2 separate regions of the Mus musculus genome follow, and region 1 is linked to region 2. Evidence: chromatin contacts called from ENCODE Hi-C or POLR2A ChIA-PET data. All regions are on one chromosome and are shown on one strand. Each heading gives the region's core, a stretch centred on a gene start or an enhancer-like site at or near the end of the contact. The rest is flanking DNA. Distances are from core to core; before and after follow the strand shown. Region 1 has its middle 10 kb from the start of Twist1. Region 2 holds the start of Ferd3l (Fer3 like bHLH transcription factor).

What was found. A loop is a pair of places that touch in the nucleus more often than their neighbours do. ChIA-PET counts read pairs that join two places held with the same protein, here RNA polymerase II (POLR2A).
Region 1: a map of left cerebral cortex shows a loop between it and region 2 (2.4-fold over the local background). The contact joins the enhancer-like site here to the promoter of Ferd3l in region 2. A Hi-C loop is called at or near these places in 1 of 37 maps with a recorded cell type or tissue (left cerebral cortex). POLR2A ChIA-PET finds 5 or more read pairs at or near these places in 2 of 5 experiments (both embryonic stem cell).

The regions. Positions count from the first base shown.
Region 1 is chr12:33,965,566-33,970,013 of GRCm38, forward strand. No RefSeq gene overlaps it. Among named protein-coding and RNA genes, the nearest start is that of Twist1, 10 kb to the left of the region's middle. Within about 2 kb of position 1,339, at least 1 of the 3 ENCODE cell types and tissues checked has a DNase peak (open chromatin) inside an H3K27ac peak, as active enhancers do.
Region 2 is chr12:33,925,503-33,929,759 of GRCm38, forward strand. Ferd3l (Fer3 like bHLH transcription factor) reads left to right here and starts at 2,923. Exons shown (of 1, transcript NM_033522.2): 1 at 2,923-3,808. The coding sequence starts at 2,988. The coding sequence ends at 3,494. All of the region lies in intron 1 of Gm40383 (a long non-coding RNA gene), which reads right to left.

The DNA of each region.
Region 1 (4,448 bases), core at 89-2,588, 38 kb after region 2:
AACATACCACCATACAACCTCTCTCTCCCTCTCTCTCTCTCTCTCTCTCTCTCTCTCTCTCTCTCTCTCTCTCCCTCCCTCCCTCCCTCCCTCCCTCCTCCTCTCCTGTTTTACTCTGTAACTTAAAGGGCTGGGGACTTTTGTGGAAACCATTTCCCCACTGCAGATTTAGCAGTGAGACGAGATCCCTTAGAGTCCTGTGGGTACAGCTCTGAGACAGTCTGGCAATCCACTCCTGGGGGCAGAGTCCTGCCTTCCCTGACAGTATTCTTTAAAATGTTCTTGTAAATCCCATTTGTACTTTGAACAGATTTCTGTTAGCCTCCTGCTTCATTCCACCCCTGACTTCTCTTGCCACTCCCCATCAACACACACCTTTTAAAACTTCTGAGTATTGTAGCACAGAAAAGAGACCCAGGATGGAGAAGAATCCTTCCTCTTCCTTCTTTCTCTGCAGACTGAGTGAAATTTAAAACACATCTCATAGATCAGTTTTCCTCCTCTGATGTTAGACACAGTCCACGACCCGGATTTTCAAATAGCCAGGCAGGAGTCTGCAATATTTAATCCAGCCAGCTATTAAATGTCCTCAGGCTAAATCAGGAACACAAGAAAGAATCCTTACGGGATAATGATACCAAGAGCAGTTGGGTGGAGGGAGGGGGAGGGGCAAATAAGGGGCAGACAACTCCAGAAATATCTTTCACTTGAAAAACTCTGGTTTTAGAACTCCTGTCAGAATAATAACAAATCGAAGAAACCTGAAAGAAAAAGTCTTTGCTCAAGGATATAATTTTAATGAAATACAACAACAACAACAACAACAACAACAACAACAACACACACACACACACACACACACACACACACACACACACACACACACTTAAAAACTGCTTCAGAGACTCCGCTTTTCCTTTACCTATTAGGGACTAGGAGGGTCCGTAACGTGATCCCGTCCCTCTTCCTGCCGCCCCTTCTTTCCCCAATTAAACCAAAACGGTTGTAGTTAGGAGCCTGGCCGGCGGGCTGAGGCTGTTCACTACATCTCCGTTCCTGCTCCAGCGCTTGCATTTCTCCAAAAGCCAGCCCCAGTGGGACTGGGCCTAGAGGTTCTTGCCTTTTCACAAAGGAAGGAACCTTCACCTGGAAGCCGACTTTCCCGGTATCTAGCAGGGGAAGGCAACAAATGTAGCACCAGGCAGATGGTGTTCCCCAAATCTGCCTGCCAAGGCTTCCCACTGACCCGGCCCAACGGTTTTTGTTGATTTAAACCTTCGGGAGGAATTGCAACTGCGAGAGCAAACGGGGTTGAGAGTAGGGGAGTAAAGCCAGGAGGCCGAGCTGGAGAACACCCGAGAAAAATGCAACATTTGGGAAGGGGTGGGGGGTGCAACCTTTTAGGCAGCAGGGACCAGGCATTTTGGCAGCCGCATCTGTCACTTGAAGCAGTGGACAGATAAAACCATCCCTGATCAAAGAGGTTCGTTCATAAATCACCCCTAAGAAATGGATGGTAAGGAGTAAAAGACACGTGTCGAATAATCTCGACCCCGAGTAGGCTTCCTGCCACGCGGTCCCTGCCGCCCCTTCCCGTGGTTTCCAGGCGCCTGGGCTCCCAGCTGGGAATGGGGGTGCTCTCCTTCCTGATTCTCCCCTCCCCCAGCCCCGCTGCCCCCTGGCCTCCGCCTCACAAGTTCTCTGAGGCCAGCCAGGTTTCGGGTTTGAGATTTCCACACGATCTTGACTCTGGACTGACCAGGCAAACAGCAGGGCAAGAGGATGGATGGAGTCTTTATTTAACTCTGAGGAGACAAAAGAGTGGGTCTCGCAAAATAGAAGATGTCTCGCTTCCAGGTCCTGTCCTTAGATTCTTCTTCTTCCTACCCTCCCCCACCCTTACCCTCACTGATCTTTATTCCCAGAGAACTCAAATCTCTGCAAAGTGTTCTGGGCAAACCATGCGCGGAGGGTAGAGTTCAGCCGGAGTTGAAACGGTCCTGGCGTGTGCGTTCCGGAATATTTGGGTTTCGCACGCAGCTCAGTCAACCCTGGTGCTCTGTCTAGGAGTAGTCGCTGTCCTGGGCACTAGGATTAACTCTGTTCTCTTTCTCCCTCCCACTGGTCCCGCACCTGCTTCCTCTGGTTGACACAAAGCAGGCGAAGGCGAAGGTCCAGTTCGTGCGCTGAGTGTCCGGCCAGCTGTCTGAGGACACCGGGAACGCGTGAGGGGAGGGCTGAGCGTCTGGTGTCCTAGTCCCCAGTATAAGCCATGCTAAGGAACTTTGTGAATCGGTTTGCAGGGTTTACAACAACAGACCCCTACACCCCAACCCTTGGTTCCCCCCACCCCACCCCGCAGCTTCAATGTCTTGTAGATAAGCGGGATTTTGCATATAATAGGTGTTTATGGTTCTGGAAACTACTCTTTGATCTGGGATTTGAGGGGTGGAGTGTCTGAAAGGTCTCTAGACGCTTGTCTGATTTGAATGCTTTTCAGGATGATTTATGGCAAAAGGCTCATTTCTGACACTTCCAGATGCCAAAGCTTTCTTACCCGCCAGAAATGCCAAGGAAACCTGCTTCAAACGGCCACTCGCAGAGGTACCTATGACACCTAAGGCTTTCTTGCCTGTCATCCCAAACTGCCGGTGTGTTCTGGCCACCTAGGGAATCCGATAGCTTTCCCTACCTTGTAGGGAGTGGGGCGGGATCTGAGGTGACTAAACTATGGCGTGAAACCGAAGTACCCGCCTGCAAAGTTAGGCTTCTGCAGTAAGTCTATTTTATGCAATTAGCCACTAGCTCCCCGCCCAGTCGGTGGTTTGGCGTTAATGCGATTTGACCCCCCTCCCATGTGAAGTAGGGCAAAAATAAGCCCTCCGCTGGGACCCCTGGCAGTTTCAGCCTCCAGCCTCGGCCCGGGGCCGAGGCAGAGTGGTGCGAGGTCCTGATTCCCGCAGGGTGGGGGAAACCGGCAGCGTCCAGAAGCTGCTCAGGCTTGGGTTTGGGGGCGAGGGGGGGTGATGTCTTTCGGAAAGCTCCCTGCAGGCTCGGGACAGCGATGCGAGGCCAGGAAAAATAATCCTAGCGACTCATTTACTGCAAACTGCACGGTGAGGTTGGAAAGCTGGAATGCGCACCGCGGCAGGGGGGCAGGTCAGAGGGTTGCGCGATTTTAGGGGACCCCTAGGGCCAGCCTAGCTGAGTATGTGCTGAAGGCATTTGTCAACTGGAAGCCAAAGGTGGGCCCGACCCTTAGTAGCCTCCATCGGACGTTTTTCTCTACGAAATGTTTCCCACTGGTTTATTCTATGTAACAGATTGGGTTGTGATGGGTGGTGGTGGTGGTCTTACCCCTTATGCCAGTAACTAAGGTAAATTAAGGAGGGTATGAGCCTGCACAAAGCTCAGCACTGCTGTGGTAGCTGTTGACCAAGAAAGGTTTACCCCTGAGCAGTGCTCTGGGTGTGTGCTTAGGCGTCTTCCAATTTGGAATTTGCACTCCTTGGATTCGAGACTCTGTACTGTTGGTGGGCGGATCTTCACTATTTGCGGGGAATCTCTGTACTTGGGGGAAAACATCACTATTTGTGAGCATCTGTGCTGGTTTAAGGAATATGTACTATTTGAAAGAATCGACACTGTTTGGGGAAATCTGCACTGTTTGGGAACAATACCTATCTGGGCACTTTTAGTATAGTCTCCATTCCTCTTTTCAATACTAGTGATTTGAAGGTTTATGGGTTGTAGTCTTAAGAGGAAAAGAAAAAAAAAAGCTTGGAATTCAGATGACAGAGAATATATCAGTCCTCTCAACAAACTTATTTTCCACGCTGTAAACTTTCCTCATTCTCCCTAACATTACAAGCTAAGGAAGACGATATCAGAGTTGACCAGGTTGTATAGACTCTGTCCTATTTGGAGAAGCTTACTTATAGGCCAAAATTGTCTGATTCGATCTTCCTCTCCCTCCAGGTGTAAGGGGAGAGTTGCTGCAAATCGTTGCCTCTATTTTTAAGAGTTTGGTTGGGACATCAAAAGAACTAGCTCACCTCTTGTCATATATATATATATATATTCAACAGAACAGACTCTTACAAAAAACATTTTCCCACATTTTCCCAACTTCAAGCCTATCAAATGTTTAACAGCTGAAGGATATTCGTCTTTCGGTGGATTGCGAAAATGCCAATAAAAATTTAATTATTTCTGAAACATATGGGAGTACTTACAAGACCCCAAAAATGTGATACCAAGTATTGATATTAAGAGGAAACCTTATGATATACTTTCATATTTTCCAGTCAAGGCCTTATATCCTTGAAAGATTCTACAAGCCACAGACATATTTATTCTTCCTGACTAGGTTTCTATAAACATCATGAAAGGCAGGTTGGTGGCTAATGGAGTGTTCTCTGTAAGGAGAAAACCACAGTGGCATCCTA
Region 2 (4,257 bases), core at 1,673-4,172:
TTATAGTGGTAGATTAAAAATAATCAGTCACTATAACAGATGTCTAACCTTTTGGGCACTAATTGTATCTGTATGATTAGAGTCTCACAAGATAAGTTACTGTAGCACAAACCAAGGGTTTTGCTTGAGATTGTTTTGATAAAATAAAAATAATTTAACTGTTGTCTTAAATAAGTATATATTAATACTTGACTTTCTACATTTCTAGTATTTTTATACAAGTGTTTCAACCCAGGATGTTATATGATTTTTGAAATGTTAATTCTCCTGAGTAAAGAATTTTAGTGCAAAAAAAAAAAAAAAAAAAAAAGTCTCCTTAGAGGTGCCTCAAGGCTTTGGATCTGTGTTTCATCAAATTTAATTTGAATTTTGTATTTTGTTTCCTTTCACTGTGTAATCTGTTTTTGCTGTGGAACTGATTCTTAATTGGCTCATATATGTTTAGTGTAAGAAATCTCATAGACAATAAAAGATCAACCATAAAATTTACACAAGTGTTTAGACATTTAAATAAAACAGAGATCCTAGGAATTGAATTGTCAATATAAAACTTATTTCTCCCATTTTCTTGTTTCTTAACCATTGTTGATATTTCCATGCCTCCCCTTCCTCTTTCTGCTCCTCTTCCTCCCCCTCCTCTTCCTCCCCCTCCTCTTCTTCTTCCTCCTCCTCTTCCTCCTCCTCCTCCTCCTCCCCCTCCTCCTCTTGGGTGTTATAACTGTCTTTCATCCAGCACACTGTATAGCTGAGGATGACCTTGAACATTTAATCCTCCTGCCTCCACCTTTCATGCGGTAAGATTGTAGCTTTGCACCATCAAATTCAAGTTATGTGGTGCTGGGAATCAATCTTGGGGCTCCCTCCATGCTAGAGAAGCTTTCTCCCAAGTGGGCTACACACTTTGTCTTCTTTATTTCTTTTTCAATAGTTCTTTTATACAGTAAAAATAAACCAAGTAGGCAATCCTAGCAAAAGTCCTTTGCTCACTGTAATATCTCAGAAAAAAAATGTACAATTCTTATCATAGTTATCCCAGTATCAATAAGGAACTTAAGAGTAAACTCAAACAAAAGTAGAGGGAAATCTATCAAAGAGACATTGAAGAGGAGCTTGGATCTGAAGATTAAAATGAAAAAAAATCCAATATTATGTTGCATTGTAAAATAATAAAATTTATTTTAACTGTTACATAAGGACATAAAACTTAGAAATACTGATGGAGTAACATGTAGTGAGTATATGTATATACTGTCTAACATTTAACCAACATTAAAATTGTTATCTCTTTAGGTATTTGTTTACTTCCTACCTGTGAAAACTGCAAAATATTTCTTTAAATATTACTGGTGTCTATAATTGCCCTGCTATGGACACTAGAAATCCTTGCTTTGATTAATACTGGGAAATGAAGAAGAGGGAGAACTGTGTAGAAGTAGGGCCTTCTGGGAGCTGTCCAATGTACCGACTAAGCTTACTCTTTAAAGGGAACTGATATCTTTCCTGAGTCTCCTTGAAATCACAAAATATCCATTTACATATTTTCTGCTATTTCTTCTGACCTACCTAGGAACTGGATTTTTCAACGTGTTGTTTGCCTCCTAGGAGGTTTAAAAAAAAAAAAAAAAAACAGATCTTTACACCGAGTAATAAACTAGCTGTTAGTAAACCAAAAGATGGAAAAAATAAAGTGTGTGTGGACATTCGGGACATACAAAAATCAGAAAAACTTCTTAGTGTATTAAGTTTAGAATCTCTTCTATTTCTGTGGATAGACACCAAATTTCCCTGAAATTTCAGTAAGGTATAGTTTTCCTTCTAAAACCTTACTTTGGTATACAAAGGAGTGAGGGTAGCAGCCAGATCAAAGTGTCAGGATTTTTCTTTGTTCAAGAACAAATGCTTGATTGGCAATTTAAAAGTTCGAAGGCTAACTCCCTAACAGAGAGTGAGCTGTTCACTCTCTCTCTCTTATTAAAGCTAAATCGAATTTTTCAAAGGAGGCTTGCAGGGTCGGGGGTAGGGGGAGGGAGGCAGGAACGGGGAAGACAGGGACAGGACGGTGATACTTTGTCCCCTAAGGGGTAATTACACAGTAAAGGGCTTATGCAGTAAATGTCTGGAATCTCCGTTTTATATTTCTTTATCACCATAACTCTTTTCTTCAAATATAACCCTCCACAGTGGAGGATAAGACCAGGGAGAGTCAAGTATCTCAATTGTCAGTCTGATTGTGTTCAAGCCGACTTCAGAAGTCAGGGTCTGTAACCAGGCAGTGAGTTGTTTGCGATGTCCTAGAAGGAGAAAAGACACCGGTTCCAACAGAGACACTGGGGAATGTGATCGGCCCCCTAGCCATGCTTACTTAAGCTAATGGAAGGTCTTGCCTTTCAGCAGCCGCTGTGCTGGGATACCAGACAAACAGCTCCCCTCGACCCCTGGCAGGAAGGGCCTCTCTTCTGGACATCATTAAAAGCGCATGCCCTTATTTCACATCCATTGGCAAATGGAGGCAAGATTCAGGACTCCTATCCTGAAGCCAAGGAGAAGCCATCGCAGTGGAAAGATTTTGGCTTTGAAAATCCAAATCGAAATTAAAGACCTATACGGAATAAGGAACCAAAAGAACATTGAATGGATACTGGGATGAGACCAGAGACAAAAAAGCACAGCAGGTAAGAACTGGGGCCTGCTGCCAAGAAGGAACTGCCCTGCAGAGGTGGTGCAGCAAGGGGGGGAAATACCTTAGAGCCTGAAAGTCTGCCGCCTTGAGCCTTCTGTGAATGCTTGAACTTGTCATCTTCTATCAGCTTACAGAAGAGGGACGTTGCCCTAGCCTTCAGTCTCCCTGCTAAGAATCCTTTTTCAGTTTGGTTATAAATGTCTCCCCGAGTTTGGTGATGATACGCTGCAGGAATCAAGGCCACCAAGGAGCTCTATCGGCAGCTATGCCATTCCTGCAAGAAAATCGGTGAGATAGACGCTGAGTGATGGCCGCCTATCCAGAGAGCTGCTTGGATGCTACCGTGCTGAACTTCGTAGCAGATCTCTCTCTGGCCTCTCCCAGACACCCTCTTCTCTGCGAGTTCCCACCTGGGGTCCCTTTTGGGGACCGAACACTGGGGTACAGAGAGGGAAGACCTGGGAGACTGTCGCAGTTTGATGAAAGATATCAGGAAGTAGAGGGGGACGAAGTGGAATATGAGGACCCAGAAGAGGAGGAAGAGGAGGGAGAGGGGCGCGGCAGAGTAGCATCCTTGCTGGGCCGCCCCAAAAGAAAAAGAGTTATTACTTATGCCCAGCGCCAGGCCGCCAACATTCGCGAGAGGAAGAGGATGTTCAACCTAAACGAGGCCTTCGACCAGCTGCGCAGAAAGGTACCCACCTTCGCTTATGAGAAGAGACTGTCGAGGATCGAGACCCTCCGCTTGGCCATCGTCTACATTTCCTTCATGACCGAGCTCCTGCAGAGCAAGGAGGAAAAGGAGGCCAGCTGAGCGGGGAGGGGTGAGCCCAAGAGACACTCCCCCGCCTCATCGTGCTTGGCGGGGTGCGTCTGGAAGGCAGAGGGGCCGCTGGCCTTCTGAGGCGGGGTTTGAGATGGTAAACTCCCCACTCGCGGCAGCTCTGCAGTGAATAAGTTGGGGATCCGGCACAATAAGGGTCTAGCTGGGCAGGTTGGGAGTTCCCGGGGTCAAGGATTTAGGGAGTTAGAGCTTCTTGCTTGGAGCAGGTGGGAAACTGGTCTGCTCCTCCACGGACCTCTGGTGATCTCTCCTCCTTGCTCCTTTTCAACAGTAGAAATAATAAAATAATCGCTCGCATGATTAGTTGCTGCCCCAATTCCATCTCCAGCTGGGGCTTCATTCTAGCAAGCGCACAGGTGAGCACACCTAAGGCAGAGACCAGGGGAGCGCTCTTGGTGCAACTTTCTCTTGGTTCTTTATGGGAACAGTCCTCTCAGACTACTTGGGGGGTGGGGGGACAAAGAGGGAGTGAGTGATGCAGGGGCCGAACAAACTCTCAAAATATGGCCTCTGAGAAGGATCCCTCTCCCTCCCTCATCGCCATCCCCACACCACCCTAACACTGGGTGCTGTGGAAACTCCCCTACCTGAATTGTTTGCAAGTGTACTCTAACTTGTCCCAGTTAAACGCAGTCCTCAGTGAAAATGGCCATTAGCCTTTTGCTCAGAACTAAACTCTGTTCTTGTCTCTCCCGGTAAGGGTGGGAGGTGGGGGCGGGGTTCTTCCTTCGGG